5 separate regions of the Mus musculus genome follow, and regions 2, 3, 4 and 5 are each linked to region 1. A link is a loop called in an ENCODE intact Hi-C map of the cell type or tissue named here. Cell type or tissue: left cerebral cortex. All regions are shown on one strand. Each heading gives the region's core, and the rest is flanking DNA. Links, peaks and the distances in the headings are about the cores only.

The links. A loop is a pair of places that touch in the nucleus more often than their neighbours do. Peaks named below come from ENCODE experiments on the same cell type or tissue, not always from the same donor. Only the 100,000 strongest peaks of a DNase experiment are listed, where the experiment ranks them.
Region 2: a loop joins it to region 1, with 2.0 times the contacts of the local background. A loop is called at or near these places in 5 of 42 quality-filtered maps.
Region 3: a loop joins it to region 1, with 5 times the contacts of the local background. A loop is called at or near these places in 33 of 42 quality-filtered maps.
Region 4: a loop joins it to region 1, with 7 times the contacts of the local background. A loop is called at or near these places in 27 of 42 quality-filtered maps.
Region 5: a loop joins it to region 1, with 2.4 times the contacts of the local background. A loop is called at or near these places in 3 of 42 quality-filtered maps.

What each region holds. Positions count from the first base shown.
Region 1 is chr5:30,707,095-30,713,351 of GRCm38, forward strand. Dpysl5 (dihydropyrimidinase-like 5) reads left to right here and starts at 4,470. Exons shown (of 13, transcript NM_001356948.1): 1 at 4,470-4,908. In left cerebral cortex, for the core only: a CTCF peak has its summit at 2,842 (motif pointing right); DNase peaks (open chromatin) are centred at 2,835, 3,561, 4,231 and 4,682; H3K4me3 peaks cover 1,075 bases; H3K27ac peaks cover 809 bases.
Region 2 is chr5:30,913,493-30,919,749 of GRCm38, forward strand. It overlaps Emilin1 (elastin microfibril interfacer 1), which reads left to right and starts at 294. Exons shown (of 8, transcript NM_133918.2): 1 at 294-552; 2 at 1,490-1,615; 3 at 2,025-2,245; 4 at 3,442-5,367; 5 at 5,764-5,880. The coding sequence starts at 383. In left cerebral cortex, for the core only: a CTCF peak has its summit at 2,557 (motif pointing left); a DNase peak (open chromatin) is centred at 2,630; H3K27ac peaks cover 1,167 bases.
Region 3 is chr5:30,772,002-30,778,258 of GRCm38, forward strand. It overlaps Dpysl5 (dihydropyrimidinase-like 5), which reads left to right. Exons shown (of 13, transcript NM_001356948.1): 3 at 5,319-5,477; 4 at 5,974-6,153. Among named protein-coding and RNA genes, the nearest start is that of Gm46907, 40 kb to the right of the region's middle. In left cerebral cortex, for the core only: a CTCF peak has its summit at 3,276 (motif pointing left); a DNase peak (open chromatin) is centred at 3,215; H3K4me3 peaks cover 324 bases.
Region 4 is chr5:30,793,422-30,799,678 of GRCm38, forward strand. Dpysl5 (dihydropyrimidinase-like 5) reads left to right here. Exons shown (of 13, transcript NM_001356948.1): 12 at 513-681; 13 at 2,816-5,948. The coding sequence ends at 2,901. It overlaps Gm46907 (a long non-coding RNA gene), which reads right to left. Exons shown (of 2, transcript XR_001784836.2): 2 at 5,814-6,084. Among named protein-coding and RNA genes, the nearest start is that of Gm46907, 18 kb to the right of the region's middle. In left cerebral cortex, for the core only: CTCF peaks have their summits at 2,874 (motif pointing left) and 3,074; DNase peaks (open chromatin) are centred at 2,868, 4,281 and 4,622.
Region 5 is chr5:30,876,583-30,882,839 of GRCm38, forward strand. It overlaps Tmem214 (transmembrane protein 214), which reads left to right. Exons shown (of 17, transcript NM_144525.4): 17 at 82-887. The coding sequence ends at 208. Among named protein-coding and RNA genes, the nearest start is that of n-TYgta9, 8.4 kb to the right of the region's middle. In left cerebral cortex, for the core only: CTCF peaks have their summits at 3,136 (motif pointing right) and 4,561 (motif pointing left); no DNase peak of the experiment used is centred there.

The DNA of each region.
Region 1 (6,257 bases), core at 1,245-5,244:
TGTGTCCACACTGCATCCACACTGTGTTCACACTGCATCCACACTGCACCCACACTGTGCCCACACTGCATCCACACTGCGCCCACACTGCATCCACACTGTGCCCACACTGCATCCACACTGCATCCACACTGCGCCCACACTGCGTCCACACTGCATCCACACTGTGTCCACACTGCATCCACACTGGGTCTACTGTGTTCATACTTCATCTATACTGCATCCAAGTTAGGAAAGAGCGAAATGCTCCTAAAAAGTTTTTCCTCCTTTTCCTGGCTCATGAAATAGCACTACACACACTCAAGACAGGTCTTCCCTCCTCAGCTAAACCTTTCTGGACACTCTCTCATGGACTCCCCTAATGTGTTTCCAATGGCTCTGAGTGCATTCAAATTGACAGTGAAGATTAATCATTAAACTAGTCAGAAAGTAATATATTCATTAACACTTAAAAATACAATAAAAATTTACAAATAGGACCAGAGGGTGGGTTTCTTTGCAATATTCTCAGCTCCTCAGGGGTTAGTGAGCCAGCATGCTGTGGGGTGTGACAGGTGCAGGACAAAAAGATGATGAAATACCTCTTAGCCCGTGTTCTCTGAGGTGCTTGTCAGAGTTGCTTTCTCCCCTCATTATTATTCGTGCTATACCCAAGTGGATTGTGTTGATGGAGAAAAGATTGTTAAACAAAGCTTCATTATCCTCGTCTGGATAATGCTGGCATTGTGAGGCTCCGCAATTGCTAGGTTCCTTCTGACTTTAAGAATCTCTGTGTGTGAAATAAATGCAAGTTTGTAGTGGATTTCAAAGACGGGGCTAGAGCAGCTAGATTCTTGGCAGCTGTGGTTCTTCCAGGATGTGGGTTTCGAACGGTCTGATTGGAAAAGAAGGCTTTATTTCAAAATTGGAATTAAAAACAAATATAATAAAGAAAATTGTGTCATAGTCTAGGGGGGATTTCTGGAGTGTTCCTCAGCATTTCAGACCATGTTGACACACTAGAACTGAGTTTGCTGTTTTCATCTAAGCTCCCACCTCCAGCCCCCTCTGGATCCCCTCTCCTGTGTCTTTTGTGTCAGGCTGGGTGGCCTGGGTCTCATTTCCCACTGCCCCTGTTTTTGTAACTGATTGACCCCTGTTTTTGTAACTGATTGACTCTTTGTTTGCTTGTGCTTGTTTATAATGACAACTGAATGCAGGACCTCACACATTCTAGACAAGAGCTAACTCAGCCCTTGACTCTCCTGAAACCCCATCTCTGCAGAGCCTTAGATTTCTCTCCTGTTTTCTGTGTGCATTCTTCCTCTCCCAGTATCCATTTTTCTGCTTTCTTGTCCCTGTTTTGACTCCGGCTCTGTGACACTGACCTAGATACACAGGTTTGACTCTCTGCTCACAGTTATTTTAATAACTAAATAGATGAAAAGAGAAGGCCTTCTCTGAAGGTGGGCACTGTGCACTGCTGGCTGTCCTGCAGCTACAGACCAGGCTGGCCTTGAACTCATGAAGATCCTCCTCCCTCTGCTTCCCAAGTGCTCGGATTAAAGCTGTATCCCACCATGCCCCCCTCAGAGGAAGAGGTCTCTTACTTAACACAGAGCCTCTAGGCGTCCTGGAGAATCCCTTTCCCAGAAGGAAACAGAGGAGAAACTGTTGGAAGGGGAGAGATGGTCTGGGGCCAGTGGAATGTCAATAAGCTGTCCAGGAGTCATTTACAATTTGCTCTGGAGGGGATCTCCTGGGACAGGAGGGGAAGCAGAAGCAGGAGAGGTTGGTTTTGTGTCAAGCAGACGGCCTTTAGAATTCTGCTTCTGCTCCTAAGAGTGAGGGTGACTTATGAGTACCCCAGAATAAGATGAATTGGTAAGAAATGAGTAGTTACCTGCTGGGTGAATCTGTAAGGATCGAGTGGTGTGTTGTAGACTATCTGACCCTGCTTATAGCCGGAGTTTTAGAAAGCCTCAGATGGGTTTCTTATTCTCATTTGTTAAGGGTATTTCAAACCTAGTGTATGAGGACTTGCTACACCCATCCCAGTAGCCTTTGGGATCTCTGGGGTCGGGCCCCAAACTGCCTAATCTCCTCTTTCCACCACCTTCATTCATGAATGGTCTTGACTTCCAAGCTTTGGGGAAGTTCTCGACCACCTCCCAGACATCTCTAGGTTCCCCCGTCCACAGCTTGTACTCCTTCATCCTGGACTTAAGGACCAATCAGGTCAACAGCCACCCAGGTGAAACTCAGATCTAGCTCCTCCATCCCACGGCGATGGTTTCAGAACCCGTTTCTTCTGGTTTCCTCTACTTTTATCTGACCTTACAAATGAGCTGAATAGAAAGCCACACCAAACAGACTTTTGTGGCTATTCTTACAGTGTCCGTATGTTTGTTACATCCCTCCCATTGTTCTACAACTTGGAAGAAATTAATAATAGTTACACTTGTGAGTGTGCACTGTGTACGCTCGGCAGTGGGCTGTGAGTTTTATACGGATTTCCTCCTGAAATGCATGGTGATTGTGGGAGGGGTGTGAAGAAGCAAAGACTCAGGATGGGCTTTGCCAAAGTCAAGAAGCTGTCATGTGTCAGGAACAAGGATTCCAATCCACATATAGGGGACTCTAAGTTCTAAATTTCTTTTTAAACTCTAAAAATCAAGTACTGAGGGTACGTGAAACCTCAGGCTTGGGTAGGATCTTTATCAGTGTTGAATGCTAACTAGCAAGCAGTCGGGGGTGGGGTGTGGGGGGGGAGAGGGGGCGGGGGTAGGTAGGCTGGAGATTAGGAACGCAACTGAAAACTGCAGAAAACGATTCTGGCCACTAGAGGGCTCCCTCCACCTTAGGCAAAAGTTCATCAGAGGCCCTCGTTGCTCGGAGCTAGCTGGGTGTTCCAGAGGGGCGCAATGCATTTTGCAAAAATTTCCCTGGACAGTTTGGGGAGACTAGACAGGGCCTTCAACTGGAGCAATTTACACACACACACACCCTTCACTGGTATTAGGAGTGTTTTGAGGATGGCCATCTAAGCTTGTCTGGAGGTTCTTTGCACAAGCTTACTACCAGAAAAAAAAAAAAAAAAAATCCACTCTTAGAGTGGAATTGGAGACCAGCCAAGCGGTGGTGGCACACGCCTTTAATCTCAGCCCTTAGGAGGCAGAGGCAGGCGGATTTCTGAGTTCGAGGCCAGCCTGGACTACAGAGTGAGTTCCAGAGCTACACAGAGAAACCCTGTCTCGAAAAGCCAAAAAAAAAAAAAAAAAAAAAAAAAAAAAAAAAAAAAAAAAAGAATTGGAGACCAAATGTAGTAACCCCGCACCCCCTAGGGGCACGCCTGTGTGGCCCTAAACGCATCCAGGAGTGGATCACAGAGCACATGACCCAGTGGGACCCACATTTGGAGGACTGGAGCTTAACGTGCAGGCTGTACATTTTGTTAAAATTCAGAGGATCCTGCTCCCTCCACCCGAAGTTATAAAGTACGATTTTCTTTGAAAATAGCCTTAGAGAAAAGCACTTCAGGAAAGCAGCCAAGGGACTCACACCCCCGTCTCCACCCCCGGAACTGAGGGAAGCCCTGGAAAGAACCAACTTCTTCAACAGCAGTTGTAGATCCCCAGGAATCCAGGGGCGGGGGCAGTATTAATGCTGCATTTCCACACGGGTTTGCAACACCATTGGGGTGACATCAAGTGAAGAGATTCAAGTTCTGAAGCTATATTTAAGCTGTCACAATAATGACAGACTAACACGGAGCTCAGGGAAAGGCCTGAGCCATAAATTAGTTAAGGAAAAAGAACTGTCTCGCTCCATTTACAGGATCGTTTGTGGTTAAGTCAACTGTGTACTAAAATGGTGAAACTGGACAAGGTGTGGCGGTGAACATCTGTAATCCCACTATTCGGAAGGCAGAGGCAGGAGGTTCAATTCAAATTCTAGGCTAGCAGGGGGCTACCTAATAAAACCGTCAAAACAACAGCAACCCGGAAATAAAGATGGTGGTGCTGATGTGAAATGAGTTTAAAACACACACACACACACACACACACACACACACACACACACTTTCTTTTAAAGGAGATGTCAAAAATAGGATAGGACCTGGGCGCTGGACATCGACGTCCAAGCGCTGCTCTGGAAAAGACGGTGGCTTCAATACCTCAAGAGAAAGAAGGTGCGAAGTGAGGCGCCCAGAGTGGCCGTTCCCTTGGTCTATGAGAACAGTGTTCCTGTACTGACCACCTCGCCCTCTACAGTCTGCAATCCCATCAGTCTCAGACTCGGTAGGACGCTAATCCGATGGCGCAACTGGGAACCCGCAGCCTCGGAGAGACCCCGCCACCGCATTGTTTCAGCCCCTCGGGTGGGGTCTTGCAGGAGGAGGGGAGGCGATGTGTCCTCCGGAGACGCCCTATACCCTCCCAGGGGACTCGAGCCATACCGCCCCAGCGCCTGGGCTTTGTGAAGTGTCGCTAGTTACCATGGGACCAGAAAGGAACGCTGAGAATGGCGCTTAGATGGCTGGGGGTTGTCGAGGTCCTGGGGCCATGCCCTCTGTCCCTTCTCGGACCCGGGGCCTGCAAAAGGGACTGTCGGGATTTGTAGTCCCAAAGGCGGCGGCAACGCGGAGGACGCGGGGCGCTACTGGTCCCGCCTCCGCCTAACCTGCTAGCTCGAGGTGGCGAGCACTTGGGGCGGAGCCCTCGGATCCGTGATTGGCCCAGGCGGCTCCCCGCCCCCACCCTCGTCCCCACCCCCGCTCGCCACTCGGGACTCCGCTCCAGGCGCGCAAGGCAGCCACCGAGAGAGCGCGCTAGCAGCCGCTCCCGCCCCGTGCAACCGCAGCTACCGCGCCGCGGCGAGACCCAGAGACCGACCGACGGACCCGCACAATCGCATCATCCTGGAGCAGTGGGTGATGGCAAGGGGAGGGTGGTGGGCTTGATCTTTCCGGGCTGCAACATCCACCCCTCTTTCAGTTTCTCCCTGAGGCTCACAAAAGGGAGGGAATTGGGTTGCGCCTAGGCTCCTCCAGCCGATGAAAGAGATGTTGAGGATTCAGGCAGATCCGGACTAAGGTGGGGCGCAAGTCTGGGTCTTTGTAGTCCCACAGAACTCGGCTTGGTGACTTGCGACGCCTAAGGCATTAATGTGTGCTGGAAAGATTTACAAATAGCTAGAATAAGGAGGCAGCTAAGTTGAAGGGATTCACGCCTAGCACCCAGTAGTCGCGCAGCCGTAGCTGGTCGACGTGCAGTAAATGGCTAAAAGGTGGGGTGTAGGGGAGTGTTTCTGTGGTGGCCGGACCTGTCCTCTTGTACGTCCCTGGATCGCCGCGGTCCCTAGTTCCCACCAACTGCGCCTCTGGTCTGATATCTGCCTAACGTGGTCCTAACCCCATCGTTTGTATCCTCTGTTCCCTGAGCAGAGCAGAGGCCCTAGAGGCACCTGCCGAAACCACAAAGGCCTCTTGCATCTGCCCAGCCCCTGGCGGCGCGGCGCTAGGTCCCTCCGCTGGAGCCATGTCGCCTAGTCTGCCACGCAGCATCTATCTTGGTGGGTGAGGGATATCGATGCCCCGGGCCTGGGGAGATGGCTGGAACAAACGGGCGTGGAGGCCTGGATTTGAGCAGAAAGGGGGAGATGGGTGGGGACAGGTGATCGAATCTGGAGGAGGAGGCTGTGGTTTGGGAAGGGCTGACAATTGGGTGGGAGGCGGGTCTGAAGCTTCGCGCAGGTGGCGCGAGGCGAGGCTGCTCTGAAGAATGAAGAGGGGCGGGGAGATGAAGGGAGGGTGGAGACCTCCCGGGTTTGGGGAGAGTAGACAGGCATGGGAAGGCGACTGAGGCTGTACAGGGGATGGGTCTTCCTCATGAAGGGGGTGGGGGGCTCTCCATCGGGGTAGGGCAGGCAGCTGAGGAGGGAAGAGTCTTCGCCTGAAGACTCCAGCTTTAGGCCAGTCGCTGTTTGGGCTTGGTCTGGCTGGGCGTGGTCCTTGGACTGGGCCAGAGAGCTCGGGTGGCGGGTCCCCGACAAGGCTGGGCTGGCTCGTCTAGGAGCTTTGTTTCTGAGCTTGGAACCACCAAAGGGGACTCGTTTAGGATTTTATGATAATCCGCAGCGCCCCCCGGCACGCCCTGTTCGCACGGAGCTGAAAGGCTTTGCCTAGCGGCAGATGCTGCCTGGGAGGCGGATGGGGGGGGGGCGTCTCCCGCCCCAGAGACCCTGAGAACAATAGCCTGCATAGGGTCTACCTACGG
Region 2 (6,257 bases), core at 820-4,819, 210 kb after region 1:
AACAGAACAGGGAGACCAGAAGAGGGCCAGCTGGAGCCAGGGGGTGGAGGCTCAGGAAACAGTCTCTGAAAGGGGCAGGGACCAGGCACAGGAGGCCAGGGGCCCAGAGAACAGACTCCCCTCAGAAGTACAGAAGAGGAGAGCGGAAGGAACTGAGGGAGGGACAGACAGGAGCCTGAGGAGGAAAGAGGAGGGGGAGAAGGGGTCAGGCCCAGCAGCCAAGGAGGAGGCGTGCAGCTGGGGGCTGCAGGCAGGAAGCTAGGGACAGAACTGGCTCGGCGGAGTACTGTCCCCTGAAGCAGCGGCATCCCCTGGAAGTGCGGTATAGGCATTATTGGTCAGACCAAGATGTGCCTCTAAGGGCAGCAAGGAACATTTCACCATGGCCCCCAGAGCCCTCTGGAGCTGCTATCTCTGCTGTCTGCTGACCATAGCCACGGAAGCTGCCAGCTACCCTCCTCGAGGTTACAGCCTCTACACAGGAGGCACTGGGGCCCTGAGTCCTGGGGGACCCCAGGCCCAGAACTCACCACGGCCTGCCAGCCGCCACAGGTAAGAGTCTGTATTCCATCCAGGGCTGAAGGCTGTGGTTGGGAAAGCCTTTAGAAGGTGGGCAACAGGCTTAACACAATGAAGAGGACAGCGTGAACACCCATCCATCAATGGCCTACCCATATGCACCTTCCGGTGGAACTTTTTCCAGGGCTTCGGTAGCCTAAGGGGGATCAACTCTCGCCTCTTCCCTAAGGAGGTCTGTAGTTGGGTGCCCAGGGACACTACACCAAGGGGTATGGACTATCCTTCCTGCCAGCTGCCAGCTGTGTACCAGCCAGCTCTGGATCAGGCAGACCTTTCTCCTCCTCTAGGGCTTCCTTGGCCCCATCCACTAATGTATAATTCTGACACTCCTCCTGCTCTGTTCCCTCTGGCTCTACAGCAGCTCACAGACTAGAAGCCAGTGTGAATGGGGTCAAGAGTGCAGCACCGCAAGCCCCAAGGGGACAGAGCCCATCAGTGGCTTATTCTCTACTTAAGCATAGGTCGGACATTTGGACACTGGCCTGCCCCGCTCTCCTCTTTGAAGGCTGGGTGGAGGCACCATGAGCAGGGGGTCATGTACAGGAACCCAGCTTACTCAGCTGGGGCTTGAGATAGGCCCAAAGAAGTACACAGGGACTGTGAATTCTAGGGTACCCTGGGGCCCCACAGTCAGAAGGGCTGACTTCTCTGTGTGTGTTTTTATCATTATGTTTTTCCTGTCTTGAAAAGTCTTTATCTGCCATAGTGACACAAAGTGTGTGTTTGTCTGTGTGTGTCTGTGTGTGTGTGTGTGTCTGTGTAGGAGAGGGGAGTGGGTGCTGCCCCTGCAAAAACCCTAACTTTCAATGGGTCCTTAAGGCCCCCTTCATCTTTTGACCCTCCTTCAACCTCCGGGCCCACTGGGGCTTGTGTCTTTGGTCCTTTGGCCCAGGTAGGGTTGTGCCTACAGGAACTGGTGTGCCTACGTGGTGACTCGGACAGTGAGCTGCGTCCTTGAGGATGGAGTGGAGACCATTGTCAAGCCAGACTATCAACCCTGTGGCTGGGGCCAGCCCCACTGTTCCCGAAGTATCATGTGAGGCCCCAACTTAGGGGATTGGGTGCTTACTGGGATCCGGGCAAGGGCAGACAGCTGGTGGCCATCTAGGGGGTCTGTGCAAAGGAGGGAGCAGGGGGAAGGACAGGATTTCAGTCAGAACCATTTTGAGAAGACAGCCGGGTCCTAGCTTGGCTGGTGAGCTGCCACAGGCATTCTCCCCTTGTCCCCAACCTTTGGGACTTCTGCTGACACAGGTCAGTCTTAAAGAGATTAGCTTAGGGTTCCAGCACAGGGAAAGAAAAAACCAGGATTTAGCCCTTAACTAAAAAGCAGATAGCTGTTAACTGAGCAGGACCACACACTGGCTAGAGAGGTAGACCCAGCCTGAAGCACAAGACAACCAGCTGCACTGAGAGAATACAAAACCTTCCTTTCCTCTGGCCAGGTACCGGAGCTTTCTTCGCCCTCGCTATCGGGTGGCTTACAAGACAGTGACAGACATGGAGTGGAGGTGCTGTCAGGGTTATGGGGGCGATGACTGTGGAGAGGGCCCTGCTTCCGTTCTGGGCCCAGCACCCTCCACACCACTTCCCCGGCCCAGGCCTGTGCGCCCCAACCTGTCTGGCTCCAGTGCCGGCAGCCATCTCAGTGGACTGGGAGGAGAAGGTGAGCCTGCATGTTGCTAGGCATGGGGGAATCCTGGGTGGAAAATGTGGGGCCCAGCTGTGGAGGGAGGGAAACCTCTATGCTCTAAACTTGGGGGGAAGGTGGTTATAACAGAGGTAATGACGTCCCTGAAACTTCGAATGTTTGCATGCTTGTGTGATTTGAGTGTGTCTGGGGGCCGGGTGGGGGGCAGGGCAGAGCTTGGGGGAGACTGATTGAAAGACCTGAAAACTTAAGATCTGGATAAGACAAGAAGGCATAGAGACAATTTGTTCACATACTCCCTCTAGTGGCCAAGGTCCTTCGTAGTCGGGAACAGCTGTGGGAGAAGCGTGGGGAATTCCTTTGAGAATCTCTGTCTGCAGGGAAGATAGTTAAGACTACAAATCCTAGCATGCATTGCACCGGACTACAGGTCCCAACCCCCTCCCAGGCCCCTGGAGACTGCAGGTCCCAGAATGCAATCGCCTCTGTTGTGTTCTTTCCTCCTATGTGTATGAGTTAGGCTAGGCACACCGGATGCGTGGTCCTTTCCTGCCAAAGAGATAACTGAACTATAATTATGGAAACAGGAACTTCTGGTAAACTGGCTGGCCAGCCAGCACCCCAGCAGGCTTGCTGCAAGAGCCTCTTGTTTGTCCCTCTGGTGGTTTAGGGAAGGGCCCAGTCATTGCAACAGTGGCATGTGAAGTACTTTCCCACATTTCCATTTTAAACTGTTTGACAGCCCTAAAAGGCAGGACACATAGTGTCAATCGAATTTTCCAGATAAGGAAATGGTTTCCAAGAAGTCAAGAGGTCCTGGGGACAAGTTGGGTGGCCGGGTGATCTAAGTTTGAAATTTGACATGGCCACTTGTTAAACGCATTCTCTGGAACTACTTGCCTAATTTCTCTGGTTCCCCGTTTCCTGTGCCATCAAATGGCAAAAGTATCTGCCCAATAGAAAAGTTTTAAGAGCTGTGGTCCAAATCTGGCCCAAGGACATTCAGTGAATGGTATTTCCTTCCTTCCTTCCTTCCTTCCTTCCTTCCTTCCTTCCTTCCTTCCTTCCCTCCACTCCCTTTTGCCCAAATCATCCAAAGGAGAGCCTTCTGACCCTTGACTCTTGCTGGAGTTGGAGTAGGCAGAGACTGGGCCATAGAATCTGAGCTCTGAGATCCAGCTGCTCAGTCATCCGCCTTTCTCTCTCTTCAGGTCCTGTTGAGTCAGAGAAGGTGCAGCAGCTAGAGCGGCAGGTGAAGAGTCTGACCAAAGAGCTGCAAGGCCTTCGGGGTGTCCTGCAGGGGATGAATGGGCGCCTAGCAGAAGATGTACAGCGAGCTGTGGACACAGTCTTTAATGGAAGGCAGCAGCCAGCAGATGCAGCTGCCCGCCCGGGCGTGCATGAAACCCTCAGTGAGATCCAGCAGCAGCTGCAGCTCCTGGACAACCGTGTCTCCACTCATGACCAGGAGCTGGGCCACCTTAACAACCATCATAATGGAGGCCCTGGTGGAGGTGGCAGGGCCTCAGGCCCTGTCCCAGTTCCTTCTGGCCCCAGTGAAGAACTGTTAAGGCAGCTGGAACGGCAGCTGCAAGAGTCTTGCTCAGTGTGCCTGACGGGGCTGGATGGCTTCCGCCAGCAGCAGCAAGAGGATAGGGAGCGGCTGCGAACCCTGGAGAAGCTAATGTCCTCTATGGAGGAGCGGCAGCAACAGCTTGTGGGACCTGCCATGGCCAGGAGACCCCCTCAGGAATGCTGCCCCCCAGAGCTGGGTCGACGAGTGTCTGAGCTGGAGCGGAGGCTAGATGTAGTGACTGGCTCACTGACAGTGCTAAGTGGACGCAGAGGTTCTGAGCTTGGAGGAGCAGCTGGGCAGGGGGGCCACCCTCCAGGCTACACCAGCTTGGCCTCCCGCCTTTCTCGCCTGGAGGACCGCTTCAACTCTACCCTAGGTCCCTCAGAGGAGCAAGAGAAGAACTGGCCTGGAGGACCAGGGAGGCTGGGCCACTGGTTGCCTGCTGCTCCAGGACGGCTAGAAAAGCTGGAGGGACTACTAGCCAATGTGAGCAGGGAGCTGGGTGGCCGCATGGATCTGCTGGAAGAGCAGGTGGCAGGGGCTGTTCGGACTTGTGGGCAGATTTGCTCTGGGGCACCCGGGGAACAGGATTCTCGGGTCAATGAGATCCTCAGTGCCTTGGAACGCAGGGTGCTGGACAGCGAGGGCCGGTTACAGCTAGTGGGCTCTGGCTTGCATGAAGCAGAGGCAGCAGGGGAGGCTCAGCAGGCCGTGTTGGAGGGACTGCAAGGGCTCCTGAGCCGGCTTCGGGAGCGCATGGATGCACAGGAGGAGACTGCAGCAGAAATCTTACTGCGCCTCAATCTTACCGCAGCCCAGCTAAGCCAGCTGGAGGGTCTGCTGCAAGCCCGTGGGGATGAGGGTTGTGGCGCCTGTGGTGGTGTCCAGGAGGAGCTGGGCCGCCTTCGGGATGGTGTGGAACGTTGCTCCTGCCCATTGTTACCTCCACGGGGCCCTGGAGCTGGCCCAGGGGTTGGGGGACCAAGCCGTGGGCCTCTGGATGGTTTCAGTGTGTTTGGGGGCAGTTCAGGCTCAGCCCTCCAGGCCCTTCAAGGAGAACTCTCTGAGGTTATTCTCACCTTCAGCTCCCTGAACGACTCACTCCACGAGCTCCAGACCACTGTGGAGGGTCAGGGTGCCGATCTGGCTGACCTGGGGGCCACCAAGGACAGCATCATCTCTGAAATCAACAGACTACAGCAGGAGGCCACGGAGCACGTCACAGAGAGCGAGGAGCGCTTCCGAGGCCTGGAGGAGGGCCAGGCACAGGCTGGCCAATGCCCTAGCTTAGAGGGGCGATTAGGCCGCCTTGAGGGAGTCTGCGAACGACTGGACACCGTGGCAGGGGGACTACAAGGCCTACGTGAAGGCCTCTCCAGACACGTGGCTGGGCTCTGGGCTGCAGTACGGGAAAGCAACAGCACCAGCCTGACACAGGCCGCCCTGCTGGAGAAGCTGCTGGGGGGCCAGGCAGGCCTGGGCAGGCGGCTTGGTGCCCTCAACAATTCCCTGCTGCTCCTGGAAGACCGTCTGCAGCAACTTAGCCTAAAGGACTTCACTGGTGAGGACAGAAGGCGTGGTGGGGTGTGCAGGGAGGGAGGCCCCTTCTTGCTCCCTGCCTCGCAGCCAGTGAGGAGGCCTGGTGTTCTCGCCTCCTCTTTGTTCTGCCTCAGTCCTAGCCCCTACTGCTCATCAGGGAGGTTGACGTATGTCTGCAGAGAAGCTGTTGTGGTGTAGCTCCCTGCCCTCCTTCTGGTTGCTTAGATGGGCCTTTGGGTGGAACTGGGATGTGGCTTGTGCTGGTATGTGGCTCTATCAATCAGACACCTTGCCTGCAGCCCGAGGGACCCCGTGTCTCCATCAGTCTTCCCCATCTCCTACCTGTGGCGCCACCGCCTTTCCTGTCCGTTGGAAAGCATGGCTGACCTTCATCTCGGTTTTGGTTTTGTTACCATAGGACCTTCAGGCAAGGCTGGGCCCCCAGGGCCTCCCGGGCTACAAGGGCCTTCAGGCCCTGCAGGACCTCCAGGACCTCCTGGCAAAGACGGACAACAGGGGGCCATTGGCCCACCAGGTATGTTGGATGAGACACCACTATCCTGGCAGCCCTGCATAGTATTCCACACTGAGCTTGACGGAGAAGGAGTAAGGAAGCAGAGGTCCGGATGGCTGACAGTGAAAAGAAAGTGACTAGGAGCTGAATGAAAGTGGCCATTGGGGGCTGGAGAGATGGCTCAGCGGTTAAGAGCACTGACTGCTCTTCCAGAGATCCTGAGTTCAATTCCCAGCAGCCACATGGTAGCTCACAACCATCTGTAATGGGATCTGATGTCCTCTTCTGGTGTGTCTGAAGTCAGCTACAGTGTACTTGTATACATGAAGAAAACAAGAAAAAGAAAGTGGTCATTTGGCTCCTGGGCACTGTGGTCTCCCTGCCGTATTGCAGTTCAT
Region 3 (6,257 bases), core at 978-4,977, 65 kb after region 1:
GGTAGATACGTGGTTTTCGTGTCTACGTTAATTGATAGAGAAGTGAAATCCAGGTCGTGTTTGGGGGTTTGGGGGGGAAGCATGCTTCTACAAGAGCTTCTGCATGCGCAAGTGTGTGTGTGTGTGTGTGTGTGTGTGTGTGTGTGTGTGTGTGTGTGTGTAAAAGAAGACAAGGTTTGGATTGCTAGATGGATAATTTTGGTCAGCCACCAAGTTCAATGAGGTCTTGGTGGGTTCAGCTCTTCCCTGGTCAGGCCTGGGGTTGTTGTTGGAGGTCTGCGTGAGCAGGCTCCATGTAGCTGCACTTCCTCTTCCTGCCAGTGTGCACTGAGTGTGGGCTCTGTTCATACATGCATGAGGATGTTCAGGCGTGAGGTGAAGCAGTTATTGTAGCCAAAGACAACGGACAGCTTGATAGTGTCGTGTACCGTTTTAAAATTCACTAGATAAACAGAGAAGTATGTCAGCCTCAGAGCAGGAAAGGGAGGGAGTAACATGGGGCATGCCAGAGTTAATATTTCATTTAGAAAGTACCTCAGGCCGGAGAGACACTCAGCAACCAAGTCACTTGCCAGTGCGAGGCCTGGAGCTCAGCTCCCCCACACCACAGGAAAGCCAGATGGGTGTGTCAGCTCTCCCACAATCTCAGCATTTGAGAAATGCAGTGACAAGAAACCCTGGGGCAAGCTGGCTAGGTTGACTAGTCACATCAGTGAGCCCCCAGCTCAGCTAGAGACTGTCTCAGGAAATAACGTGGGGAGCAATTAAGGAAGAGACTTAACTGATGTGAGCCTGTGGCTTCCACATGCAGCCACATATATGCAAATATAAATCAGAACATGCAGAAAAACACATGAGAATACATACAGATGAACAGGAAGGCACACACGTGAAAACGCACATGTCTGAACATGCAGACATACATATACATACCTAAATATGCAAAGAAAGAAACCTCATCTGGGGGTGTATCTCAGGGGTAAAGCAAGGGTTTAACATATGAGCCCCCAGATTCAGCCTCTCAGACAGCTATGTTATGTGCATTGATGTTTTGCCTGCATGTATGTCTGGGTGAGGGTGTTGGATCTTGGAATTACTAGACAGTTGTGAGCTGTCAGTGAATGCTGGGAATTGAACCCAGGACCTCTGGAAGAGCAGTCAGTGCTCTTAACCACTGAGACATCTCTCCAGCCACACAAAACAGTATTTTAATAAAAACAAAAAGTTTAAAATATCTGAACCAAAAAAGTAAAAATTAACAATATCTGATAAGTGTGTGCGGCAGGTCCCATGAACTTTTTTTTTTTTTTTTAAATCTTCTGTGCCTTTACTCTGCATCTGAAATCTATAACTGTAACATCTTTTACACATGGAAATGTAGCTAACTAAATTTAGTTTTAGCTTTTTCCAGGCTTATTTGTGTAGTGCATAGTATAAAAATGACATTGCTTTCAGCGTATGTTGTAAAATTAGTATACTAATTAATTAATGTAATAAATTTTAGAAAATAAGAAGAAAACAACTCGGGAGCAGTCACTTCAAAACAGCCGTCAATGACGTACTTGGCATTCTTCCTCCTGTGTTGCTTGTGTGTGATTTAACATAGCTCCAAGTGTCTTATGAACACTGAATCTGTTCTTCAGTCACGGCAGCGATGCCCTGTTACCTTCGACTTAGCCCCTGTGCTGGCTAGTGTCTTTTTTACTTGACATAAGCTAGACTCATTTGGGAAATGTCCTGCCAGACTGGCCAGTGGGCAAGCCTGTGGGGCATTTTCTTGATTACTGGTGGATGTGGGGGGCCCATGCCACTGTGGGTGGTGCTTCCTCCGGGCAGGTAGTCTTGGGGGTGTACTAGAAGCAGGTTGAGCAAGCCATGAAGAGCCAGAGTGGCCTGCGTGGGATTCCTGCCCCTACTTCCTTTGTTTGAGGAGGGACTGATGTGGAACCCTTTCCTCCTCCAGCCACCTTTGCTCATGTGTTTCATCCCAGCCATAGAAGCTCTAAAACAGCCTCCGAGAGCACTGTGCTGTGTGCTACTGCCTTCAGCTCACCTAAGTAAAAGGTGGTGTCTAAGTAGTCGTGACGTGTGGCAGGCCCACAGCCACCCCTCCTTAAACACGTCCTCCTTAAAGCATCAGGGACAGGACAGTGCATTGCTCTGCTGCTGACCTGTGCAAGGCTTTCCTGTGGGGTGACAATAAAAAGATCTGTCACATCTGTGGTGTCCTCGTGTTCACAGAGCCGGCAGCTGGTGGGAGGAGGATCTGCTGAGCCTATGAACTCCGGTTTGGAGGCCCAGAGTCGCAGTGGTAGTAATAGTAATATGTGCTCTTCTGAGCTCCACAGCTGTGGCCCTACAGGTACAGATGCACATGTGTGTGGCTGCATGTGTAGCTGCAGAGGGGGCTCGTGGCTGCTCCTGGGTAACAGCCAGTAAGATGGGAAATTCAAGACCGCTGCTCAGCATGCTTTCCAGAACTCTTCAGTTCCTATGGCTAGGCTCCAGAGGATGCTGCTTGGTGCTTCTGATAGCCTATACTGATTCCCCACCAGGCTCAGAAGCTGTGTCAGCCTCGAGTCCCCTAACCTATACCCAGACCACTGTTGGTCTCTGGAATTCCCTGCCTAAAAGCCAAGAGTCCTTCCAGGATCCACACAAGGCTGGACCTCTCTTCTTAGTGATCCAAACACAAATGTGCACACACTAGGTCCAAGGGTGGCATTTTGTAGCAGTGGGCAGAGTTTGGATCTGTGTGCCCAGCATGCATCCAGGGTGGAAGTTGTGGGGTAGGGCGGGCTCCAGGGGAAACCAGTTTCTCTGCACTGTAGCTCAGTTTCAGAGGAAGATGACGATTTATTAGCCCGATCTGTACTGTCGAGTATTTGGAGATTTGTTAAATGAATTGCCTTTTCTATCCTTGCCTTGGGGTACTGGGCGTTAAGAACAGTCCCAGGTCCTTTATCATTAGCGTCTCCACGGGTCCCCTCTTTTCTACCGACAGCTGCCGCTGTGCTGAGAGGCACAAAGAACAGCAACTGAGAGCCAAAGAACTAAACAGTGTAGGCTATGCACTGCTAGTAAATCAGACTCCCCCATGTGCACGGGGACAGGGCAAAACAGAGTACATCCACCTGCTGTAAGGATGAATCAGCCGCGCAGGCTCCAGCGGAACCGGGAACAGAAGCCAGCTAGTAAACTACAATCTGCGCAGCCCCAGCTCCAGCCCCACCCCCACGCCTGCATGTATTACACGGAGCTACCGCCCTCTGTTGGCTGCATTTAAGCAATACAAGAAGTCAGGCCATCCCGGCTCTGAGATTTTTTTTCCTTCTTAATTGTAGTTTGGCTGCTTGACTCATTTTCTCGGCCTTAGTCTCCAGGAGTGTCTCTGGTTTGTGATCAGGGAATTTGACTTTATGGAGAAGACAGCTTCATCGGGCTTTTTTCCTCCAGTGGAAAGCAGAATGAATCAGGATATTTATTTTATTTATATGGGTACATTGTAGCAGTCTTCAGACACACAAGACAAGGGAATCAGATCCCATTACAGATGGTTATGAGCCACCATGTGGGTGCTGGGAATCGAACTCAGGACCTCTGGAAGAGTAGTCAGTGCTCTTAATCTCTGAGCCATCTCTCCAACCCCGAATCAGGATAATTAATCAGAAGGATACTTTACCATTCCTTAGTGATACTTGGCTCTCTCTTCCAACACATGTGAAGCTATCCCACATGTGAAGACCCCTCTCTCGGTTATTTTAATCCTAACAACCGGGTTTTATTTGGGAACAGCACATTGACCTGACCTTTGGGAAATGTCACTTTGGACGATCACAAAAGTTACCTATTCAAATAAATTGAATTTATTTGACTCCCAGAACCCAGCCTGGAGAGACAGAGTCAGAAGACCCCAGAGCAAGGAGGCTATGCAGACTGGCTATATCAGTGGGCTCTCGGTTTGATCGAGACACCTTGCTTAGTGTTAAGATGGAAGAGCAATTGAGAATAATTCCCAATATCCACCTTGAGCTCCTCCACATGCACATCCCTGTGCATGCACACACACACACACACACACACACACACACACAGACTTTACATACATGCAAACACACATACACATGCACAAATATACACAAGATGGGGAGAAAAACCTTGTTAAAGTAATATCTTGTGGAGCCTGTGAATTCAGTCATGCATCTGAAAGTGCTCTATCCCAGACAAGACAAATTATGCTCATGAACTCAGGTAGGGGACATGAGGACAAAGGGGCTGATATGGAAGAAGCTGGTGAATTTTTTTGGACAACTCTCACACCAAAACAGTACTTTACTTTGTGAATTTTGACTTCTTCTTCTTCTTCTTCTTCTTCTTCTTCTTATTATTATTATTATTATTATTATGTTCTGTTGTTTGTTTGTTTGTTTGTTTGTTTGAGACAGGGTTTCTCTGTGGAGCCCTGGCTGTCCTGGAACTCACTCTGTAGACCAGGATGGCCTCAAACTCAGAAATCCGTCTGCCTCTGCCTCCTGAGTGCTGGGATTAAAGGCATGTGCCACCACTGCCTGACCCAACCCATTTATTATTATTCCCAAGTTAAGTAAAACTGCTTCATAAGAAGTGACAGAAAAGCTGGTCAGTGGTGGTGCACGCCTTTAACCCCAGCCCTCATCAGGCAGAGGCAGGCGGATCTCTGTGAGTTTGAGACTAGCTTGGTCTACAGAGTGAGTTCCAGGACTGCCAGGGCTACACAGAGAAACCCTGTCTGGGTAAATACACAAACAAAAATAGGTGAGAGAACAATATCTTTAAAATCCCCTATTAAAGCACGTAGTGCTTTACTGCATGTCTGTAGCTAGCTCACCATATTTTCCATGTGAACACTTGATTGGGCTTCCCACTGTAACAGGTATATACAAACAAACCCTTGGGCCTTTGATTTTGTTGTCTATATACTGGAGTTAGCCAAAAATCACTTAGAGGGAGATCTTACTGGGAAGGTAACAGCCAGGCTTGGGCTCCCCAATATGCTAAGTGCTTTTTCCAAAGACCCAAGTTAGAACCCCACATGAGGAAGAATCAGGTTTATTTGTTGAACCCAGGGTTCTAAAGAAGATCATGTCACAGCTCTGACCCTCCCCTGTCACAGCTCTGACCCTCCCCTGTCACAGCTCTGACCCTCCCCTGAGCAGACCTTACTGGGTTTGATCATCCATGGTTGTTCTGGGTGCACCTGAACACCGTGCATCATCGTGATGGTGACTTAAGTGCAGGCAGGGCTGTGACAAGACCACCTTCCCTCCCTCTTCCTTCAGGCGGCCCTCGTTGGAGGCACCACCATGATCATCGGTCACGTCCTGCCAGACAAGGAGACCTCCCTCGTGGAAGCCTATGAGAAGTGCAGGGCTCTAGCTGACCCCAAGGTCTGCTGTGACTATGCCCTCCATGTGGGGATCACCTGGTGGGCACCCAAGGTAACAGTGCTGATGGGACCCCTCCACACACACACAAGAAGGCACCAGAGGGCTGGTGTCCAAACAAGTGTGTGACTGAGCTGGCTGGGGCCTGAAGCTGTTTTGTATGCAGGAACCCTCACCCATCACCATTCCAGCTTCCCTATGTCCCAAACAAAACATTTAGGAGTCCCTGAAGATGATGGGCAGACCTATCCCACCTAAGAGCCCATTTCTCAGTGTTCACAGTGAGCATCAATTGCAACAGAGTCCAAGGCCATGGGCCAGACTCAGGAGCACTGCGGTGTTCAGGATATCCCGATGAGGTACCAGGAACATCTAGTGGGTAGTACCGCTGAATGGTCAGCTCAGACAGAGAGCTGTGGCCTGTGTGTACTGGGCATTCACAGCACCGACCTGGGACCCGAGAAACAGTTGGTCACAGCCTGCCCCATCTCTCCACTGGGCCAGAACCTGCTTGTCTTACTGGACGCTGACTTTGCATTTTGCTCTCCAGGTGAAAGCAGAAATGGAGACACTGGTGCGGGAGAAGGGGGTCAACTCCTTCCAGATGTTCATGACCTACAAGGACTTGTACATGCTTCGAGACAGTGAGCTGTACCAAGTGTTTCATGCCTGCAGGGACATCGGGGCGATCCCCCGGGTCCACGCTGAAAATGGAGAGCTCGTGGCTGAGGCAAGTCTGCAACTGAGGTCGTTGTGTGGGGGTAGAGCCAATGGATACTGCCTATCACTGTCCTTTAAGGATCACTTAAACCAAGTAGTAAAACAAAACGCTGT
Region 4 (6,257 bases), core at 866-4,865, 86 kb after region 1:
CCTAGACCAGGACAGCTCTAAGTGACAGAGATTGGAACCTTGGCTATCTGGTGTGTGCAGTATAACTCCTAACCCTTCAGTACTGCTTCCAGCAGTGGCCCATATCCAAACAAAGCCTATCTAGGGTAAGATTTTGCTGGGTTGTCAGACCACAGGAAAAGGTCTGGCCCATTGGGATCCTGGCAATTGTCAGGACACCATTGTATGTGTCAGAATGCTCACCATGGATAAGGTCTCCAACCGTTACCCTGCCAAATTCCCCAGGAAGGATTCTACGCATGTGAAGGGCAGAGACCAAGGTACTTCCTGCACACGGGCACTTACACATGCATGCACATGCTCATTTCATGTAGAAGCAAGCAAGAATAGCATTCTTCAGTGCTTGGACTATGGAAGCAAGAAGCCTGTCACCCGTGTGTCTCAGGTCCTGTGCAGAGTGGCAGCTGTCGGCGGAGGATGCTGCAGCTGTGTGTGCACTTGGCTCTGATGTGTCTGTCTTTTCTCTTCACTAGACCTTAAAAGTGAGGGGAGTGGACCGCACTCCCTACCTAGGGGATGTCGCCATTGTTGTCCACCCTGGGAAAAAAGAGATGGGAACACCATTGGCAGACACGCCCACACGGCCAGTCACCCGGCACGGGGGCATGCGGGACCTTCATGAATCCAGTTTCAGCCTCTCTGGTAAGACTGAGGGTGTGGTGGGAGCCGGCAGGCAGGATAAAGGCCCAGGCAGTGGGCCTTTGTATTGCTATGAGCGTGTACTGTTGGAGACACACAGGCTGAAGGGCCCAGGACAGCCAGGCTTGCTCACCAGCAGCTGGACAGGCCACAGGCCACAATTCTCCCTGTTGATGTTTTTTGTCCCTTGAAACACCTTGAGGACATTGCACACAGGGTGCCCCACAGATGTCCAGGGCTCAGAAGGCCAGCCCTCCCTCCTTTCATTGTCCCCTCCCACTCCCCACCTCACTGGAATCTTTGTCTCACTCCTCGTTTCTGCTCTCTGGCCTTCACACCTGCACCTTCCCTCCACTTTCCCTTTTGTCTTCTAAGGGAGATAAGCATTTCAATAACTTTAAGTAAAATGTTTCTTTCTTTTGGCTCTGACTCCCAGTTAATCTCCCTATCTCCATATCCCTGGCGCTTATCTATATACAGAATGCCTTAGGTCTGTCTGTCATGTTCTGGCCCTGTTTTTAATATCATGCCCTCCCAGTGACACCAACACTGAGCCTGGGTCCCTTTAGACCATGCCCATCTGTGCAATTATACCTCACATACCTCAGGTGTCCCTGGTAGGGAAGATTGCCTCATAAGTGGTGAGGTGTTCTCAATGGAGAGCAGGCAGAGACCGTGAAATACGATAGTCCTTCATGATGCTTTGTTTTCAAGCACCACCACCACTTGAAAGGCAGTGACGCAGCTTCCCTGACCCCAGGACTAGCCAGAAGAATCTACCCTACAAGACCTGTCTCTACTTGGGGAAGAAAGGCAGGAGGAACACGAGCATGGAGTCCTAAGGGATAGAGAATGAGGACCACACACAAACCATCCCAAGATGAGAGGCAGAGACCCCACCTCTGAAGCCCCGCCCACTGAGGTCCCTAGAGTCCCAGTTTTGCGATGACAGCAGCTTGTGCAGGGACCTATGATTTCCACTGAATGAGCTGGTGGCCTGTGGAGAGGAGTCCTCCAAAAACTTGCTCCCAAAGGGCTAGTCCTGTGAGCATGACTGCTGGATGGTGTTTCAGGAGCACTGTCCAAACACACCAACGCTTTGCCAGTCCATGGTGTGGATTCCTAGGACCTGAGCACACAGCCTGCAAAAGCTGACCTCACAAGAAATGATGGGACCCTGGGACTATGGGGCCCGACTAGCCAGTGGCCTCTTCTGCCCCAGTCCAAGAGCCATGACTTGACAGTGGCTCCTTCAGACACAGCAGACCTCAAGTTGCCTGTCATCTCTCATCTAGCCCCAAGTCTTGATCTGTTGACGATGGGGAACACTGGTGAATGACCCCTGTGATCTATGGGACACTAGACCCTCCCTTCTGAGTCTTAAAGGTGTGGGCCTTTGGTTATATGGGTCTTTCATTTTCCAAAACAGTTCCTGGTTTCCTGTTTTATTCTCTGGTCTACTGCCTGAGAACTGTGTCTGAAGGTCGGCGTGATAGCTGGCTAGTCCCTTAGTGTGATGGTACAAGAGAGCCTGAGTATGCTGTCCATGTGAGTGAGTAAGGAGGCTGTAACATTGACTCTGAGTCAGAAAACCTGGGTTCAAACTCAGGCTCTTCAAAGCCCTCTCATTGCAAAACGTGGAAATCATATAATGTCCTCGAGCCCTGGTTTTCTCATCCAGATACTGGGATAGAGGCACCCGGGACTGGGGTAATGGCTCAGTCAGTAAAGCGCTCGCCTTGTAAACCCAAGGACCTGAGCTCAATCCCAAGACACCATGTGTAAAAAGCCAGGCATGGGCTGGAGAGAGGCCTCAGCAGTTAAGAGCATGTACGGCCCACCCAGAGGACTGAGCTCAGTTCCCAGTTTCCCAGCACTCACTGCCTGCCATCCAGAAGCTCCAGGAATCCATCACCTCCTTGGGCTCGTGCACATACGTAGCTCCAGGTCTTAAAATAGGCGGACAGCATTCTCTGGCCTCCGCGGACACATTAAGGTCCACATACACATTAAGGGAGAGAAGAAAGAACACACTCGCAGAAGGTTTAACTCAGCCACTGGGCCCCTGGTGTCAGGATCCTGTTAACCCAGGCAGCCAGTGCCTGATTGACCGACCCTCCCTGCTTCCTTCCTGCAGGTTCTCAGATCGATGACCACGTTCCAAAGCGGGCCTCAGCTCGGATCCTTGCGCCCCCTGGAGGCAGGTCGAGCGGTATTTGGTAAAGGCTCTGACCAGCCCCACCCTCAACAAGTGAGGATGCTAAACCACCACCTGCCTGCAAATGTTCCAGCCAGAGCTGCAGTGGGTGGGAGAGGTTGGGCAGGGCAGTGCTCCACCGGTGGGGGCTCTAGGAACCAGGGAGCCCTCCCCTTGTCTGAACGTGATTCACGGGGCTTTGATCCACCCCTAACAAGGCACTTTGAGCTGTCCCTCCTGCCCTGCTCCTTCCTTCCTTGGCCCTGGGGTTTCTCTGGGCCCCAGAAGCCCACACTATGCACAGCACCCAATGCATAGCACCTGGCCCTAAACCCTCCTCTCACCATGACCTCCTGTGCTGGCTCTGGGAAGGCCCAGACTTTAGTGCTCTGCCCTGCTGCCCACCCACACAGGTGTCCAGAGCACTTTAGCAAATGTGTTTTATAAGTAAGGGCCTTCCCCCTTCATCCCTTAGGCCCCATGGTGACATTTTCCCAAGTCAGACAGGTGTCAACTCCACAGCCATGCCCAAGGTGTCCCATCTCTCCTGACTCATCCCAGCTGTACCCTTGTGGGTACAGTCAGGACACCCCGGGTGTGGCTGTGCTTGGGACACCCTGTGCTTTCTGCTAGCCTCTTTCATTCCCTACCCACGCCCTCTGGGAGTCCCAGGCCCCGGAAGGGTAGCTGGGTGGGCATGTGGCTGGTGCCAGGCGCGTGTAAATGGTTTTGTTTTGCACGTTTGGTTTGCGCAGTGGTTTGGTTTGACTTGTTTGTGCACCCTGTGGAAAATAACGGTGCTTTGTGTCACTAGCATAGCATAGAATCTGGAATAGATTTGGTTTGTAGGAGATGCTGCACTCACCACCAACCAGACAGTACAGGGCAGAGGCGGGGGCAGGCTGGACCCCTGGCCCCTTCCTCCCAACCCAGGGTCCTTTTGCTTCCTGTACCGTGCCTCCCCTATCCCACACCTCCTGCCACCCCCTCCTACTTCCCTACATTCAAACAATGCTGGATGCTGACCCTGGAAACCTTCAGGCCGCATCTCTGCTCCGGGTTACCCCAGCGCTAACCCCACATCCACACCCTCATAGCCCAACACAGCTTCCTATAACTTGCCCCTGCTGGGCAAGGCCTAGCTACTCCTCCTGGGTGACTAGTAAGAGGCCTCATACTGGCTGAGAAAGAGGGACTGGGGGGTGGGGAGGTTGCCTAGGCAACCGCCAGGGAAGGGGCTTCAACCCACAAGGCCTAGCTGTAGCATCCACCCCCACTGCACAGGTGCTATGGAATCCTCGGCACTAAGCTCTCCTTGAGGACTGGTCGGACCCGCCCTGTTTTAGAAGCTCCTTAGAGGTTCTCGTAGGTGGCTACACAGTCTGCAGAGTGGCTCAGCTGTCTGCCTTTGATAAGCCTCATCCCCGCCCCTCTTTGGCAAGTGATCTCACTTTTGTTGGAGCTCCACAAACCTGTCAGAGGCTCCACAGAGCTTGTCAGTCACCCCTGCACGCTTTTGTCCTGCTTTGGGTCCATCAAAGAGCTCAGCTCTCACTGAGTGACAGGTAAACTCCAAGGGGCTTCTGAGATGGGGTGGGGCTTACCACTGTCCCCCATCTTGCAGATAAAAACTGAGGCCCCCAAGAGTTTAGGCACCAGAAATGTCTGTCCATGACTGCTCTCATGGCCTCGGCAGTCTAACCTAGCTGTGGGAAACAGTTGTGGATTGATGTCAGGCCCACCAGGAGTTTAACCAGACAGAGTGCTTTCTTCCTGGGGGCGTGTTCTGCTTTGCTTTGCACAAGCCGATTTTATCTTTGTCATGAACTGACTCATGTTCGAGCCTGGACTAGAAAAGTGTTAGGAACCTGCGTGCGGTTTTAGTTGCACCCAATGTCCTCACTTAGGAGCTGAAGAGACAGATAACCCAGAGGACTGAGATAGCCCTGGGAACAGTAGGTAATGACCCTAGAGGTCACAGGTATCATAAACAGTGACGCTGACGGTGTCTATCTCTCTTTCTCTCCTACTCTCCTTCTCCTACCTTCTCCTCCTCTTCTCTTTTCTCCTCCCCCTCCTCCTCTTTCCCCTTTTTCTTCTTCTTGAGACAAAATCTTGCTTAGGTAGCCTGGCCTTGAACTTACAGAAATCCTGCCTTCGTTTCCCCAAGTACTGGAATTATACACACAAGCTACCACACCTAGCTATACATCATCTTTGTCTATTTCTGCCCTTGCTGGGTCATGGGCCTTGGGCAGATGCCAAAGATCCAAGGGGTGGTAGGGCCAGCTAGGCAGGCCACCTGGAGTGGGCCAGGAGCGCTTTACCCTCTCTAATCGCCTCCACCTGAGAAGTGCATCACCTGAAGTGGTAGGAGAGTGCGCGTACAAGGGGCCACTGTGGGCCTTCTACTTCATCCACCCCGCCCTTCCACAGACCCAAGCCCACCCTTTCATAGCCTGTGTGCTCACCCAGGAGCTTCTAGATGGGAGGCTTAGAGCCAACCAAACCCGTCACTCCCCTGTGTCCACTCCCTGCCCCATGCAGAGCTCCCACCACCCCATCCCAGGTCCGGTGGCTGCCAGCTGGAGCGAAAGGGGTCTCTGGTTGCCCCGAATGCAGCTCTCAAACTGGTCTTGTACTTGCTGAATAAACACTGTTGTTCTTGCCTTAGCTGCTTTCTAGGTTTGTGGGGTTAACTTGCCAGAAAATTGTGCTACAGTGTGTGTGTGCGTGTGTGTATGTGTAGTGCTAGGAGTCCACAGTAGGTTGCTTGTCAAGCCATTGCCGTGACAATGGCATCTCTTATATTGACCCAAAAACCACAGAACCACACGGAAGCCAAACCCCCACCAGCTGTTGAGGTGGCAGGCACAGCCTGGGGTCAGAAAGGAGCTGTCAGCACCCCAGCACCCAAGTGACTTCCTCACTCTGTAAATGTCATGGTGCTAAGGTTGTATTGATCCCAAGACGACACATGGCCCTATGCTTTGGCCACCGTCTGAGGCAAAACAAAACAGCCCAACACGTTGTGTTCTGGTGCAGGTTTGAATTAAACTGTAGCTACTTCTCACTCGGCCTCTGTTGTGTTTTTTCAAGAAGAGGCAGCCTGACAGAAAGTCTTCTCTGCAGCGGTTATGTGTCGCTTCCGTTGCTAGGAGAACAGCTTTGGTCCATCACTCTGATCCAGTGGTAGCTCACTGGGAGATCTGGACAAGGTCAGGAGATACAAAAGTAAAAAGTATAAAAATAAACATTTGTGATAAGGGTCATCCCTCTCCCGAAAGACCAGGATTTCTGATGGTGGAAAAGAAAAATCTAAGACAGATTCCTTGGGACAGTTGGCATGTTCTCTGAAATAGGAAAACTCAGAGGAAACTCT
Region 5 (6,257 bases), core at 1,212-5,211, 170 kb after region 1:
ATGGGTTTAAGCTGCAGCCCCATGGGCTGACACAGGCCCATGAGTGATCCCCAGCCCTCAAATGTTCTGCTTTTCTCCTAGAGGGGACGTGACCTGGGACTGCATTAAGACACAGTTGAGCAGAGCTGCCCAATGGACCTGGCTCTGCCTGCAGGATGTCACAGTGGCTTTCTTGGACTGGGCACTCACCATGATATCCCAGCAATAGACCCTGCCTGCCTGGCCACTGGTTCTGTGGTGGGCTACCTATCGGAGTAGAGGAGGCAGCCCTCTTCACTTGGTGCCTGACTTCTGCCTCCTAGGCAAGAGACCAGGTATCTGCCTCACTTCTCCATCTTCAGGAGACTGGACAGGAGCATCCCAGCCTCCTGTCCACAGGCCTGTGAGGTCTCTCAGGCCCAGTTGCACAGCATCCAAGCCTCTTCTAGGCTGGGAGCCTCTCCACTTCTCCCTGTGGTCCTCCCATCATCACTCAAGCAGCCACAGTCCACCTCCAAAGAAGAGAAGTAACTGCCTTTCCTTGTCCCTGGTCATGACTTAAATCACAGCAGAGAAAAGGAAAGCACTTCAGGAGGGCCAGCACCACAGTGGGCAGCAGCAGTGTCACTTCTACCAGCAGCCTAGGTGACTGTCAGTGGACATGCAGGCCATGTGGACAGCCTGTTACCTCAAAACACCCAGAACAAGCACGCCTTCCCAGGAGGCCACTTGTCCCCTACTCTGTCAGAGCCTTGGCTTCTCAACTCCATTCTGCTCGCTGCTGGGGCTCCTCTCTATCAGCTTGGTTCACAGCACAGCCCACCTGAAGAGCAGCGCCCTCTGTCAGCCTGCTGAAGGGGGTCAGCATATGGCTCCTGGGGAGAATAAAGACACAGACTGGATTTCTAGCTTTCCTGTCTGAATCTTCATATAGGACTCCCCATAGTTTAGGGACAAAACAGCAGAGCCTTGGGCCTCTGCCTGGGGTCTTGCAGCAATAATTGAGCTTCTAGCAGGGAAAGTCTACCTTTACCATTCAGAACTAGGTTCCTCGGATTCAGTTGGCTTTGGTGATTTTGTCTGACTTGTCGATGATTCCTATCTAAAAGTTTGCCTTGGTGTGATGGGGAAGGCAGGAGCAGAGCTGGGCAGGCTTCCAATCCATAATTTATTAATTGGCTCATTTTATGAGGCAGTGGGTTTAGAACTCCAAGAGACAAAACTTGGGGAAACAAAACAAAACAAAGAACTCCAGGGCTTAACACCAGTCCTCATTTTGGTTTAAGACAGTTCATTGTGGGTGTTCTCATCTTGTGGGCTCTTGGTGACTAAGAAGTGCAGCTTCGAAGGCAGCTGTGTTTCCCAGAAGTTTCCCCATGGCTCAGCAGCAGCCACTTCCTCCCTCAGCCCCTCTCCTGTGGCACCTGGAGATGCCCTCTGTCCCTTCCCTAAGTGAAATTAAGGTAGCAAGTTTGGAACCATCTTGACCCAATTTATACAGCCTGGCCTCTGGCTTTTGCTACTTATTTTAGGAAGGAAACAGCCACAGAATCTGCTCCCTGCTGGCTTCCTGGCAGTTGTCATTCCCAGTGAGAAAAAGCTCTGTCCATCCAAGGACCAAACATGACCTTCTAAGTCGGATTGTCCAAGTGCCCCACATGTTCTGTGTGTTCTTGTCAATCAACCACAAACAGTTCACCCTACTTCATATATTGGAGAGGCCAGCCTGGAGCAGCCACAGCACGTGACAAGGCTGGCAGAACGCTAGCTTGATTTTTTTGTTGTTTTAAATCCAGCAACTTTAGCTATGTGTTTTGCTAGCTTCTATTCTGCAGTGATTTAATTTGGGTTCATATTTTCTGGCATTAAAATCCTTAATGCGCTGGGTATGGTGGCGCACGCCTTTAATCCCAGCACTCGGGAGGCAGAGGCAGGCGGATTTCTGAGTTCGAGGCCAGCCTGGTCTACAAAGTGAGTTCCAGGACAGCCAGGGCTATACAGAGAAACCCTGTCTCGGAAAAAAAAAAAAAATCCTTAGTGCAACATTTTTTTTCAACTTAGATCAGTTGGCTTCTCCATGGTGCATCATGAGGACACTAACACCAACTTTACTTGGCTCTAAGCCTATTGGGGAAAGGAGCGCTCTTGTTCAGTTGTTTTGCCCCAGATGGGAATGGTGCAGCACTTTTCCTGTTTACATGAGTACCACCTGCTCTCCATTAAAGCAAAGCCAGACATCCAGACGGTTCGTTTTTACAGAGCTGTCGACAAATCCGAGTCCAAGATGAGCTAGTAAATGAAACCAGTGTGAAGCCCAGACTGTATTCTAGTGCTGACTCCTTCACCAGTGACAACTGACTGGGAGGGAAAGGGCCTGACCTCACCCTCACCACCTCAGCCACACCTCATGCCGCTGCAGCTCAATGGGGAACCTGCCAGGAAACTGAAGGGCAGGGGATTGTCTCATTATTACGAGTTCTGACTCGGACCTGGAAGTCACGGAACATTGTTAAACAGTTGTGCTGTTCTATTATGTGTCAAATTTCTACCTTTCCTCTGCTTGACTTTTAGGTAAGGGTAACCTGGTGTGGCTGCATGACAGATAAAGGACAGAAAATATGGCTGGGCTCATACCTGCAGCATTTGTCAGTTCATTCTCAAATCGCCACCGACCTAGTGTGGCTTGCTTTCCACAGTGATGGGCATTTTGTCCGTTCTAAAACATCCCAGTTGTCCTTCACATGGGTGTCTATATGGTTGGGTAGCTTCTGAGCACTTTATTGCCGTCTAAGAGATATGAGATATGTGAATACTTAGCCACTCTTTTACTGAAAGGGTTTAAGTATCGTGTATTTTGCCCCTTAAAAAAACTAATGTGCAGAGCCAGCCTGTGTGGTGGTGGTGCACTCCTCTAATCTCAGCACTCAGGAGACAAAGGCAGATGGTCTCGGAGTGTGAGGCCCCCCTCATCTACAAAGTAAGTTCCAGGACAGCCAGGGCTACGTAGAGCTACATAGAGAACCTCCTTCCCTCTTCCCTCCCTTCCCTCTCTTCTCTCTCTCTCTCTCTCTCTCTCTCTCTCTCTCTCTCTCTCTCTCTCATTTATTTATTTTATATATGTGAGTATACTGTGGCTGTCTTCAGACACACCAGAAGAGGGCATCAGAGCCCAACCTCTGGAAAAGCAGTCAGTGCTCTCATCTGCTGAGTCATCTTTCCAGCCCAAGTAACCCTATACTCAAGCCCCCCCGCCCCCCCAAAAATCTATATACTATTAGTGTTAGCACATGAGTAAAATTTTTTCTGATCAAGTGCAATTTTACAGCAGTTTCGGATTCATGTCCTCACCACCAACACACATACACACACACACACACACACTGGCTTGCATGCTTCACCACCACTGGTGTTTTTACCAGTGCAGAACACACATGTGGTGATCTAATCCTCACTCAGCCACCACCCAAGGCCTGTAGCTTGGACACACACTTCCATAGTTAGTATCTTACATGAAATGACTATTGTGTACCCAAGGGAGATAGCTCAGAGGTCAAGAGCACCCATGTTCAGTTCCCAGCACTCACACTGGACGGGTCACAACCATCTGTAACTCCAGCTCAAGTGCCCGATGCCTTTGGTGGCAATAGGCACCTTCACTCATGTACAGACACACAATTACAATAAATCTTCCATGTCTAATGGCATGTGACTACCACTCCCAGGCAGATTTTACTAACCTGACAGTGCCCTGGCTCCCATTATACTTCCCCCAGAGCCACTGGAGGTCATTGAGCTTATAATCTCCAGATTTTTGCCTTTCCCACACTGCCACGGTATTGGTAATTGCACATATTTTAAGTTAGAATCTCCTCTACCACAGAGAAAGCTTTCTGTTCCAAAAGAGAGCCAAGGAGGGTTCAAATCCTTAACTCACCTTTTTAGCATCAGCCAACAGAACTGACAACCTGGGAAGGGAATTGGAAAGGAAGACAAAGCTCATTTTAATTAATGAGCTTTTAATTAATGTTAGATTTACCACGTTCCTATTGAAACACATACTCCAAATTTTCCGGATCATAGCCATGTGTCTTGGTGGTTTGGCTCTGTCTGCCCACTGCTGTGGGTCCTGCCATCATAGAACATTACACAGGGACCGAATGCTACCATGAAGGACTGTCTCAGTAAGGAGCTGAAAGTGGCCTAGAAACCTGAGATCCCAGCAGGAAAGCCACATGTGATACTCATGTGGCTGCACTAACATGGAAGCCACAGAAGAAAGTGGTGTGTGGTCTCCACATGGTTAGATGCCAGGCCACTGTCTTCATCAAGAGCAGATGGAGGAAGTGTCATTATCTGCACGCATTAGGACAGCAGAAAGGACAAGGTGAGTACCATCCCCAGTGTGATGGTAGTGCACAGTATCTGAAGTCAGTGGGTAGTTAACATTTCTCCCCACAGGACTGGAGAGAGGGCTCAGCAGTTAAGAGCACTGCCACTTCCAGAGGTCCTGAGTTCAACCACTTAGTGGCTCACAACCATCTGTAATGGGATCGGATGCCCTCTTCTGGTGTGTCTGAAGACAGCTACAGTGTGCTCATCACATATATAAAATAAATAAATCATTAAAAAAGAAATTCGACGGGTGTGATGGCGCACGTCTTTAATCCCAGCACTCGGGAGGCAGATGAGTTCAAGGCCAGCCTGGTCTACAAAGTGAGTTTCAGGACAGCCAGGGCTACACAGAGAAACCCTGTCTCAAAAAAAAACCAAAAAAAAAAAAAAAAAATCTCTCCACAGCTCCTTAATAGACCATCTATGTAAGTGAAGTCCCTACAGCCAAAGCAGGATCATTGGCCCGCTGGCCTCCCGAAGAGAAGCTTTTATATAACAAGTAGTGAGGCTGCATGGGCAGGAAAACAACACTACTAAACATGAAGGGCGCTGGGAAGTGGTGGCGCACGCCTTTAATCCCAGCACTCGGGAGGCAGAGGCAGGCAGATTTCTAAATTCGAGGCCAGCCTGGTTTACAGAGTGAGTTCCAGGACAGCCAGGGCTACACAGAGAAACCCTGTCTCAGAAAACAAAAACAGACAAACCAAAACCATGAAGAGCCTCTCTGGGCGGTAGTAAGACAGACCTTTAATCCCACCCCTTGAGAGGTAGAGGCAGGTGGATCCATGGGATCAAGGCCAGCCTGATCTACAGAATGAGTTTCAAGACAGCCAGGGCTACAGAGAGAAATGCCTTGAAAAAAAGAAAACTAAAACAATAATGATAATGTGAGCCACACTTTTGGTTTGTTTGTTTGTTTTTGAGACAGGGTATCTCTGTATAGCCCTGGCTGTCCTGGAACTCACTTTGTAGACCAGGCTGGCCTCGAACTCAGAAATCCGCCTGCCTCTGCCTCCTGAGTGCTGGGATTAAAAGCGTGTGCCACCACACCCAGCTGTGAGCCACACTTCTAACTCCAGCATCTGAGGGGTGGAGACAAGAGGCTTGACAAGATCATCTTCTGCCTGATCTACTTGTGACACTTTCCCAAAGACCCTGTCTCAAAAAAGAAAAAAGAAAAAAGAAAAAATAACCATTCTGCCGTACCAGTACTGAAAAATGTGGTCAGTAATTCTCTAGGGGTTCTAAGAATTCAAGAATGTTCTCTAAGATTGTTCTTATAATGCTAAGATGTCATCTGCCTTGCGATTGACTTGAGCACAGCTGGGTTTAAACACAAATAAAGCCACCAGGGCATGGCTGGGAGGCCAAGCAGTGCTCTCCAAGTGTGAGTCCTCTGGAGTCCTTTCCCTTGAGTGTCCTCAGTGGAGGGAGGACGGTGACTAGAGTTCATGAACTCACCAAACACTAGGGGCTTTTTTTTTTGGGGGGGGGGTGTGTGACAGGGTTTCTCCCAAGTGCTGAGATTAAAGGCATGTGCCACCACTGCCTGGCAGAACTTGGGGCTTTTGAGAAACAATCATTGTTAGGAAACCTGAAACAGTCTTTCTCGAATAATATAGGAAAAAAGCAATAAAGGATTCCTCCCGGAGTGGATATACAATGGTTATAGCAATAGCTAACACATATGTAGCATTTTCCCAGATCAGCTTTTTAAAAATTCTTTTCTATGTTATGTACACGAGTGTGTGTGCATGTGCGTGTGTATGCATGCATGTGTGTGCACGCGAGTGTGAGAACGTGTGTGTGCACTAGTGCGCCATGCATGTACTCAGAGGCTAGAAGAGGCCACTGAGGCTCCTGAAGCTCCAGGCTTGAGAGCTGGG